Linked DNA regions of Homo sapiens: region 1 is linked to region 2. A link is a contact called in ENCODE Hi-C or POLR2A ChIA-PET data. All regions are on one chromosome and are shown on one strand. The core of a region is the stretch at or near the end of the contact, and the rest is flanking DNA. Distances in the headings are between cores, read along the strand shown. Region 1 overlaps LTBP1 (latent transforming growth factor beta binding protein 1). Region 2 overlaps LTBP1 (latent transforming growth factor beta binding protein 1).

Evidence for each region. A loop is a pair of places that touch in the nucleus more often than their neighbours do. ChIA-PET counts read pairs that join two places held with the same protein, here RNA polymerase II (POLR2A). Pooled maps may share reads with other maps.
Region 1: a loop to region 2 is called in a map of endothelial cell of umbilical vein, with 11 times the contacts of the local background. The contact joins two enhancer-like sites. A Hi-C loop is called at or near these places in 2 of 168 maps with a recorded cell type or tissue (PC-3 and endothelial cell of umbilical vein) and 2 of 50 pooled maps. POLR2A ChIA-PET finds 5 or more read pairs at or near these places in 2 of 52 experiments (A549 and WTC11).

The regions. Positions count from the first base shown.
Region 1 is chr2:33,236,361-33,241,761 of GRCh38, reverse strand. All of the region lies in intron 9 of LTBP1 (latent transforming growth factor beta binding protein 1), which reads right to left. Among named protein-coding and RNA genes, the nearest start is that of MIR4430, 180 kb to the left of the region's middle. Within about 2 kb of position 3,486, at least 3 of the 41 ENCODE cell types and tissues checked have a DNase peak (open chromatin) inside an H3K27ac peak, as active enhancers do; they include PC-3 and endothelial cell of umbilical vein, where a contact is called at or near this core.
Region 2 is chr2:33,019,006-33,024,681 of GRCh38, reverse strand. LTBP1 (latent transforming growth factor beta binding protein 1) reads right to left here. Exons shown (of 34, transcript NM_206943.4): 3 at 3,476-3,773. Among named protein-coding and RNA genes, the nearest start is that of LTBP1, 75 kb to the right of the region's middle. Within about 2 kb of position 1,266, at least 3 of the 41 ENCODE cell types and tissues checked have a DNase peak (open chromatin) inside an H3K27ac peak, as active enhancers do; they include PC-3 and endothelial cell of umbilical vein, where a contact is called at or near this core.

The sequences.
Region 1 (5,401 bases), core at 2,237-4,736, 210 kb before region 2:
AAAACCTCAAGTTTGGGTAACCAGCCAGTTGTGGTCAAGAAGGCTGGACAAAATTTCCACTCTTCTATTTCCCCTCATATCCTCACTAGGGTATGATTATTAGCATTCCTCTTCCCCTGAATGGCCTGTATTCCTGTTCATTGGCTGCACCACTACACATTCCATGATAAGATTGAGGACCCAGAATTTTCCCTTGCTAGGTGGTTTCTATAACAGCACCATCTCAGCCTTGCGGCTGGCTGCCAGGTTAATGTAGAGGTTTCCCCCCAGACTCATAAATACCTGATTTACAACCAATGCCTAGTACCCTCTTCCAATGCCCCTTCTTTGACTCTCCACACTGCTTACTGCCTTGACTCTGATGCCATGGGAATGGAGGACAGGAATTCAGACGGAAGAAAACAAACAAAATGACCAAGCAAACCTATCAGGTATAGACAGGAAGAAACAGAAACATCCACAAAGACGAAGAATCGTGTAAGACTCTTCCTGTTATGACTGTTTTAATCAGCTTGTGCCACCGGCACTGGCACCAACACTTCCCCTAATTTTGGCCCGAAGAACCCAGGAAGCCTGGGCCTTCCTTTGTGACACATTCTCACAGCTTCCAGAAAAACTGTTTCCTTCAACTGCCTTGGTTCATCTATTTTTTTATATTTCCTGAGCTACTACAAATTAGAGATTAGATTTCTGTTTCCTATATTTAACGTATATACACTAGAATATATCAATCTTAAGTATACAACTAGATGAATTTTTGCATATCTACTTGTGGTGTAACCACCACCCAGATTGTGATTAAGAACGTTTCTGGCCGGGCGCGGTGGCTCACGCCTGTAATCCCAGCACTTTGGGAGGCCGAGGTGGGCAGATCACGAAGTCAGGAGATCGAGACCATCCTGGCTAACACAGTGAAACCCCGTCTCTACTAAAAATACAAAAAGTTAGCCAGGCGTGGTGGCAGGTGCCTGCAGTCCCAGCTACTCAGGAGGCTGAGGCAGGAGAATGGCGTGAACCTGAGAGGTGGAGCTTGGAGTGAGCCGAGATCGCGCCACTGCACTCCAGCCTGGGCGACAGAGCAAGACTCCGTCTCAAAAAAAAAAAAAAAAAAAAAAAGAATGTTTCCATCACCTGAGAAGGTTCTTTGTGCCCCTTCCCAGCCAACAAACAACTTATCCCCATAATTTTAACATAGGACTTCAGAAATTAATAAATTAATAAGACATTTCTAATTATTAAGAAACAGGAGCAACTGCCTAAGTGATTTTTCCTAGACAGGTAGTCACAAGCTTTCTAAATTAAAGTAAAGGATGTCAGAGACTCACAAACACGTTAAGAACAAAGCATTGGTTGAACTGAACGCATTGTATCTGGATGAGAGAAGAACATTCCAAGTGATGACATCATCAGGCCAAAGTTTAACAACTGTTTGGAACGTGATAGGTGAATGGTAAACCAGAATTCTATTTAGACTTAACAACTGTATGGAATGTGATGGGTGAATGGTAAAGCAGAATTCTATTTATACTTAAAAACTGTATGGAACGTGATGGGTGAATGGTAAACCATAATTCTATTTAGACTTAACAACTGTATGGAACATGATGGGTGAATGGTAAACCGTAATTCTATTCAGACTTAACAACTGTATGGAACGTGACGGGTGAATGGTAAACCAGAATTCTATTTGGACTTCATTGCCTAAAGCTATCTTCTTTCTTTAATCAAATAAAACCTGATTACAATATTTGTCATTTTATAAATAGCTTATTTGTGAAGGAATAAATTCAAATAACAATATAGTGTTTCAGGAGTCTCATATTTTTATTTATTTATTTATTTATTTATTTATTTATTTAAGATGGAGTCTTACTCTGTCACACAGGTTGGAGTACAGCGGCACAATCTCAGGTCGCTGCAACCTTCGCCTCCCAGGTTCAAGCGATTCTCCTGCCTCAGCCTCCTGAGTAGTTGGGATTACAGGCACATGCCACCATGCCCAGCTAATTTTTTTTTTTTTTTTGTATTTTTAGTAGAGACAGGGTTTCACCATGTTGGCCAGGCTGGTCTTGAACTCCTGACCTCAAGTGATCCGCCCACCTCGGCCTCCCAAAGTGCTCAGCCTCCCAAAGTGTGTGAGCCACTGCATCCGGCCAAGTCTCATATTTTAAAGCGTCAACAAACCTTCCTCAACAGATTCTAACTAAATCAAAAGTATTTTAATATTTAGTTTGAAAAATACATGAATTTATTCCTTGTTCTCCCTCTATAGATGACAAATTTCTCTGGAAAACTGTGGAAGTCTGTCCTTTGAAGAAGTGGTATAACCACTGCATACAGAACAACTTCCTGAGTTAAAGAATGAAGGCCAAAATAAATGGCTGAAGGGGCTCAGCACCCACATACAGCCAGTCACCATTCCCTATCCCCATCTGAGCTTTTGTGTTCAGGCAGGCAGTCTAGAAGTTTACAGAAACAGAAACTAGGAAAGAAATTCATACGGACCCATGTGCTCCTCTGGAGTAGGCAAAATCCATGAAGCTACTACAGCTAACATGAAGGAGCTTTACATACTTTTCCACTTATTTAAAACATTTACAGGTATCTCTGCCTGTATAGCCTACCACATACTTCAGCTCACAGATGAAGTTCAGGAACACAAAACTGCTTTTCTTCTAAAACTGCTCTTCTTCTAAAATGGTCAAATATTGGCAATGTCCTATGGTTCAAACTAATACAACAGAAATAAGAGGGCTGGGCTTTTATTAACCAGGTAGTAGAAGAATATAAAGTAATCAGGTATACATGCATAACAAGAGACTCCCTATGAACAACCCAACATAAAACAGCCTAAGTATTTCAGTACATGGGAATGATGCGATAAGGTGACGATGAAGTGAGGACCTTCATCTTCCTTCTACCTCATCAGGATTCTTTACATTTCTATAGCACACCGTATCTCACTGGAACTTCACAACAATTCTGGATGGTGAGCAGTACAAGAATAATTATTCCATTTTACAGAGATAATTTCGTCCAAGGCCATATTTCTAAAAAGGATGGAGAGGATGGGGGAAAATAATAGGAGGAATATTCCACTAAGATCTAGCTTTTGGTCCAACTAGGACAAAATGTTATGTTACCCAGAGCAAGTCTCTGAGTTTCTCTTGATCTCAGTGTCCTCTCCTGTAACACAGAGGGGCTGAACTATATTATCCCCAAGGTTACTTGTAGTTTAAATATTCTCTGACTTCAAAACAATCTGCCAGTTGCCAGGGCTGAAAATGCCAGGGAATAAAGAAAGTATGACATTTGGTGCATAATATATTACGAACAGCACAAGTGCCCTTCTGGGAAATAAATATATTTTTATGCATCTCTTCTCCTACAGGAAAGTATGTATGTTTAACAAAGTGAGTAAGAATTTACTGTCTTCTTAGTGACGCAAGTTTATACAGGAAATGAGGCATGTCCAACAGGAGTCAGGACAAGGTAAGAACAGGACATGAGCATCTTTCTACTGTGTGAAAATATGAAGCTTTCTGGAGATTCATCTGTGTGTGTTCAGCTTTTGCTAGTAAATATAAATTCCATGACAGAATTCCATTAGCAGTATGCCTTCCACTTGAAAGCAGAAAAATACCTCTTAATACAAATACTTTTCCCAGACAGACTATTAAGTTATTTAATAAGGATCACTTAGACAATATATATATTTCTTAAACTTCCAAAGAACAACTTTGCACTGGGTAGACATACCACGAAGGAACATGAAGATATTCTATAGGGTACACACAGGCTTAGACACTTTTAAGGGAACTAATCTATAGATCTTCAGCCTTCAGATGTTTCTTTTTGAAGTCATCTGCCTAAGAATATATTTGCCAATCTTCCTTTCCTATCTTCCCCTTTCCTCAGGGCCTTCTTGCTCTTGACCAAGTCAAGGCATACCTCTTGTCAATCCAGAATCTTTCTAGGCCTTTCTAAGAACACTGTCTTGAAAGGTAAAATTCTCACAGGCACAGAATAAATGAACAATTCACAAATATATCAACCCCAGGATAGAGTCACAGAAAAAGTAATGAGTCCGATTTCTTTCATAAGAAGATCTGGCTTTACCAATTAGGTTAAATGGCAGAGACTGTTTATCAATGGCATGAACCAATTCTGCAGCTCCAAAGTTTTGATGAAATTATTTAATGCACACATACAATATAAATGTGCCAGAAATTAACCTATTGTATCCACTTGACTTTTTAATGAAAATGTAGATGTCAGCTTAAAGATATGTGAACACATAACTTTTTCAAAATTATTCTAGGAGATTAAGAAAAAAATATTTGAAAACCAATGTTCTAGAGCAATTTTACCCAAGGTATTTTACACAAAACACAGACTTTGTGAGACCTCTGCTAAAAGAGGGGTTCTGCAGCCAAATATGTTTGAGAAACACTGCCTATTCTATATACATAAGCATATTTAAAACCCGAAGAGTCCTTTGGCAAAATCTCTTGTTTTTCTGTGTTTAACTTGGTTTTTCTGCACATTTGGCTGTGGGACCCTTTTTAACACACAATCTATTAACATCCTTCTGAACTGGTCATCTGTGGAAACATTTTTGTGAAATGCTGCTCTCTGGGGCCAGCTTCAAAGACTATTGTATGAGTCTCTTCGTGATTATATTTGCTTCTATCTAGGCCCCACTGCCATTAAAAGCCTACCCACCACCCTGTAACTGTCCCATGATTATAAAATGACCATCCACCATAGGATGGATTCAATCACTGGACTCACTGAAAAAAGTCAAACCACTGTGGCAGCAACTCCTTTCCTTCCAATTCTTCTGTCTTCGGGGTAACATGATAAAGGAATTATCAGAGCCCAGAGAACAGCTTGTATTTATTTCTTGACACATGTGTGCTACACATGGACGACGCTGCTAGCAACACACACTTACTCTGTTGGTCTTGGATTCATGACTGTAGTCTACAGATATTACATTAACTTCTCCTTGAAATATTCACAGTAACATGAATCCATCATGGGCTTTCTTCATCACTCATAATACAGTAGGCATCTTCCCATTCATTTTATAGCCACAGAGATTAAGGTCAAAGAGCTATTGAAAAATACAATGTGCTAATGACTCACTTCACCACTGTCTTTCCTGAGGAAGAGTTAATAAAATAAACAGACATTTCCTTTTTGAAACCTATCCCAGCATAGTAAGAGGACACACCAGAAAAATAATTCTAAAATGCACAGGAATGGGTCCCAATTTGATTTGCAAATGCTGAAATAGGGTGCTCAGGTCCAGATCAAAAACTGTTTAAATTCTTACTGAAAATACTGTGCACATTTAAACTAGAAAGTGCAGCAGTAGTTCTAAGAGGATGACCAG
Region 2 (5,676 bases), core at 17-2,516:
CTCTAAGGAGCCATCCCTGGACTCCACTGCACTAACACTCCAAAATCTGGAAACAACTGCTCTTTCCTTTGATTTCCTAAGGAACTTTATTTGTATTTGGTTCTAAATCAAGTTGCCTAAAACCAATTCAGCCAAAGGTAAAACCAATTCATCTAATCCCCACCTGCCTAAAATATGTGCTTTTAACACTACAATTTTACCAAACTAGCTGTTCCTCAAACATCTCAGGCACACTCCTGCCTCAAAGCCTCTGCCTCACCCCTACATATCTGCAGGGTTCATGCACTTATCGCAGGCCTTTGCTTAAATGCCTCTCAGTAGGGTCTTCCCTGGCAGCCTATTTAAAACTGCCACACCCCTCACTCTTCCCCACCACACACCAACCCAGCATGTCCTATCTGCTAATGCAGTTTTATTTTCTCCACAGCACTTATGAATATCTAATGTGTATTTTAATTATGTCATTTATCAACTGTCTCTCCCTCTCTAAACTGTAAGTTCCAAGAAAGCAGACATTTTATGTAGTTGCCTAGTGTTATCTATCCTTAGCTCCCTGAACTGTGCCCTCATACATAAAATATGCTCCATAAAAACTTGTTGAATAAGTGATCAAGATGATAGCACTTCATGTGACACACAATGAACGTAACACTAAACATTTTGGCATGTTAGACATATTTATGTATATAGTTGAATACTTTAAGGAGGCTTAATCAATCTCCTCCTTTACTGGTTAAACACAAAACCTGAAATATCCTAAAATAGGCAATCTGAAAGATAACTTAAGGATTGTAACATTTCTCAAAAGTAGCCAAAGTGGGCCTATCACATGTGATTCCTTGGCCATTTGATTAAACATGACTCACTGTGATTATGTCATAACCTAAATTAATCAAAGGGCTAATTCTATAGCTTTGTATAGTTTCCTTTGTATAGCTCATTTGTCATTTCAAAATCTCCTTAAGAGCAGGACTGGATCTTGTACATCTTAATCTTCTCTGCAGGGACTAGATAATGGGGCAAACTATATAGTTTATTAATATCAGGATTGATGGCACCCAAGGCCATCTCTTCTCATCTCTTCTCTTTACTTAAAAGTGCACCAGTAGGCACACCCATATATACATGCCTATAACAATGCTACCATAAAAAAGCATCTTCATTCAGCAGATGAAGTCTCCAAAGCAAACTGCCTAATGACTTTATTTTACCAAAGCTGAGTCAGAGCTGAAACCTTAGCCTCCTCTTTGACTCACAACATTCTTGTCTAAAGTACACCGCGGCTACCAAAAGGAAGGAAAAAAAATAGACTGTTCCTTTATCTGACATCCGACATACGGTTCTTACTAACAATCCATATATATACATCATAGAGGGTCAAATTCTAACAGTGGATGGTGATATTGAAGATGAATAATGTTGCTTGTAAATTACTTTACAGTTTATGTAAGTCATAATGCTAGAAAAAACTAATTGCAATTCACAGTAATCTGACTCTTGATCGCCAAAGCATAGTTCAACACAGAATTGTTTTTTGTTTTTAATATCCAAAACAATGTTGGAAGGGAGATGTCTAGCTATGATATAATCAAAGCTTTATACCGTTCCAAGGACACACAGTTATATTCATGTTCTGGCACACACAAAAAAAGCACTACTATCCTTTAGAGAAAAAGTTAGCAAACTACAGTTCATGGGCCAAATCCAGCCCACAGCCTGCTTTCCTATGGCCCAGAAGTTAAGGATAACTTTTATGTTTTTTAATGGTTGAGAAAAAAATTTAAAAAAGAATAATACTTCATGACCTGTGAAATTTATATGAAATTCAAATTTCAATGTCCATAAAGTTTTATTAGAACACAGTCACACTCATTAATTCATACACTGTCTATGGCTGCTTTTGTGCTACCATGGCAGAACTGAGTAGATGCAACAGAAACCGTATGTCCCACAAAGCTAAAAATATTTACTATCTGTCCCTTTACAGAAAATTTTTGCCAACTCCTTCCTTCAGGGCATGGATGCTGAAACGTGACTGCCTCTGTTTAAATTGTAATACTGTCACTTAGTAACTGTGGGACCTTGAACAAACTATTTAACCACTCTGTACCTCAGTCTTCTCATCTGTAAAATGGGTTTAATAATGTTACCTTCCTTACAGGATCCTTGTGAGCTGTAAGTGAACAATACACAATAAGTGTTTAAAAGAGTACCTGGCACATAGTAAGCCCTTACTAAGTATTAGCTATACCTATCTTACCTTTGCTTCTTGTTGAGGGCTGCAGAATGTGTTTTCCAACAGCAAAGTAGCATTTCAAACTAGTCCCTAAATCTAGCTACCACAATAGAACTGAAGTATTATGAGACAAGAAGAAATTAGAGAATAATGAAGAAAAACAGAAAAAAAAAAAAAAAAGAGGATTGAGGAGGGAATAGGAGAAAAGAAAAAGACCACACTCAGAAGAAACAGTAGGTGGTCTATTCGAAGGGGAAGTAAAAATAAGGATAATTTCATCTATAGCAACAGACTGAATAACTTCTGTGGGCTGACTGGATACTAATCACCATATGGAAGCTGTCTCTGCAGAGGGAAGAAGCATTCTAAATTCCAAGCAAGTGACTTACAAATGAACTGCTACGTCAAGCCCATTTTTAAGTTGGGAACTTCCTGTATTTTACCTTCCTAGACAAATGACAAGTGATAGTTGCAGTACATTCTGCATCTTATTATCCATACAGAATAGCTCATTAAGAGGAGACAATTTGTTTAAGGACCCGGTGCAGCTGAGTGGCTGCTTGTAATGCAACTCAGAGAACGGGGTAATCTTTCTTCTCTGAGTTCTCATTTTGTTCAGAATAGCACTTACTTCCTAACACTAAGAAAAAAAAAACCTTGTTCCCATAAATAGAAAACAAGCTCATTCACCAAAAATGGACCCACACGGCAACTGGGAGATAAACATGGTGTTAACAGAAGGTACACTTAACCTGCTACTGAGGTTGAGAAATTCTCTCTTTGCAAGGACTCCCTTTCATTTGAGTAGTTTCTCTGTGCAAGCTGAGTTCTTACCTTTTCCAGATAACTTTAAAAATAACACTGTTTCTTTTTTTAAATTATTATTTCAAAACTCTATAAAGCAGCTCCCCCCTCAAAAACAGAATTTTTAAACTAACAACTTTATCAAAAATAACTATTTTTATCATTCCCTTCCAGTCTTGATCCCTATAATCCTCATGGTTGCCATGGGTTGTACTTATGGTAAAATTTCCTGCAGAGGCTAAATACACACACCAAATATTTTTAAGAGATTCCATGTGTAAAGCCTAACGTGTAAAGCCTTAAGAAAGGAAAGAAAAACATTATTATCCAAGTGATTTCTGCAAATTGTGCAGGAAAGGGACAGTGATTTAAAGCAAGGCATCCAAGAGAGTAATTAAGATGATCCTTAGCTAAATGAAAGTTCGAAACACTCACTGAGAATGTATCTGCTGGGGGAGTCCCACTGAAGGCTTCGGCTTGAGGGTTAAGGTCATCTGGGCCACAGGGCTGACTCTTGGTAGAGTGTCTGCCTTCTTAGATGAAGTATGCTTTGCTGCTTGCTCAGGAGGGCCCCACGAGGAAGCAGCCCCAGGACTCTGCCCTCCAAAGACTGGTGACGAGGTGTCCTGGGCAGCTATTGTTTCACAGGCTTTGCCCTTGGTCCCTGGTTTACACACACAGAGTTGTGGCCGGAGACACATCCCTCCATTCTGACATGGCGGAACACAGCTAGCTGCAGAAAGAAAACAGAAGGCACAGCTTTGAAGAACAACATTGTAGACTTCCTAATTTTTCCAAAGGGTTAACAGTAGCATCAGGTTGTTTGTTCTCCAATAAAAAACCACACAAATACTCATAAGGAGGAAGGTGGGGCAGTTGGGCGGAGGAGGGGGAAGAGAGCTAATATTAATGGCTTCCTATGTGACAGGCACTGTTCTAAAATATATAAACAAATGTAATCCCCCAGCAACGTGTTTTGTAGATATTTTATTGTGCCCACTTTACAGATGAAAAAACAGAAACAGAGATTAAGTGATTTGTTAAACATTATATAATTATTACTCAGTAGAAGAGCTCGGATTTGAAACCAAGTGAGCCAGCTCCAAAGCTATCATTCTTAACCATTTTACTGCATCTGCCTCCCAGAAATGCATCAGAAAATCCAGGAAAAATCGTAAGAAAATGCTCTGCCATTATTTTAAAGTTATGTTCTGTGGCTTAAATTTAAATATACGCTTAACTTAAAATTTAATTTAAAATTTTTTAAGCCTAAATTTTTTGCCAAGACTTGGCAAAAAACAAAAGTTCAGTCCAATCCCCAACCCCAAAAAGTGCTCTCCTATAGACCTCATGTTGTATAGGCTATCAGATCTTCGAGAGACTGTGTCAGAAATTTAGTCCAATCTACTCTTTGACATACGAGAAAACGAGAAAACCAAGGGCAGAAAGGTTGAGAGTCGCCCAAAACACACCTGCTAGTTTGTATAAAAATCCAGTGTGCTAGGCACCATTCCGAATTTAATAATGAAAGGCAACCAAAAAGAAACAACTTCTTCATCTCCTATTTGCAAGGATGTATGTACTCTGAATCACCACACTCCTGACCAAACAGAGTTTTAAAGTTATCAGTCCAGGCACAGTGGCTCACGCCTGTAAGCCCATCACTTTAGGAGGTCATGGTGGGAGGATCGCTTGAGCCCAGGAGTTTGAGATTAGCCTCAGCAACGTAGTAAGACCCTGTCTCTACCAAAAAAAAAAAAAAAAAAATTTAATTAGCTGGGCATGGTGGCACGCACCTGTAGTCCCAGCTACTCAGGAGGCTCTTGAGCTCAGGAGGTCGAGGCTGCAGTGACCGTGATCACAGCACTACACTCCAGCCTAAGCAACAGAATGTAACCCAATCTCAAAATTAAAAATTTAAAAAGAGAAGTTATCAGGGCTGTGGGTCATTGGTAGAGTAAGTAGGTTTTATGATAGGCAAGGTCCCTTAGAAGTTTAGATGCTACTGGCTGGGCACAGTGGCTCACGCCTGTAATCCTAGCACTTTGGGAGACGGAGCCCGGTGGATCACTTGAGGTCAGGAGTTCGAGACCAGCCTGGTCAAAATAGTGAAACCTCATCTCTACTAAAAATACAAAAACTAGCCGAGTGTGGTGGCAGGGGCCTGTAATCCCAGTTCTCGGAAGGCTGAGGTAGGAGAATCACTTGAACCCAGAGGACAGAGGTTACAGTGAGCCGAGATGGTGCCACACATTGCAGCCTGGATGACAGAGGGAAACTTGGTCTCAAAAAAAAAAAAAAAAAAAAAAAAAAGAAGTGTACATGCTACTGACTTAAGTTTTATTATGTAATGTCATAAGCTTATGGCCATGATTCCTTCAGTCCCTTCTTTATTTGTTCAAATACATTTACTATGCTGCCCTGTTGCTGTCAGCTCACCTTTTACATAAACTGTTGGTCCTGAGGCAGATCACACTATCAAGTCTCCCATAAAGTTCAAAACAAGCTTCAGTCCACAAAGCAATTACAAAATAGACAAGCAAAACGAACAACAGGAGACTCAGTTATGAAGATCCAAAAGACCAAGACCTAAAAGCCTCAAAACCTATTGATTTTCTATAAAAGAGACAAAATAA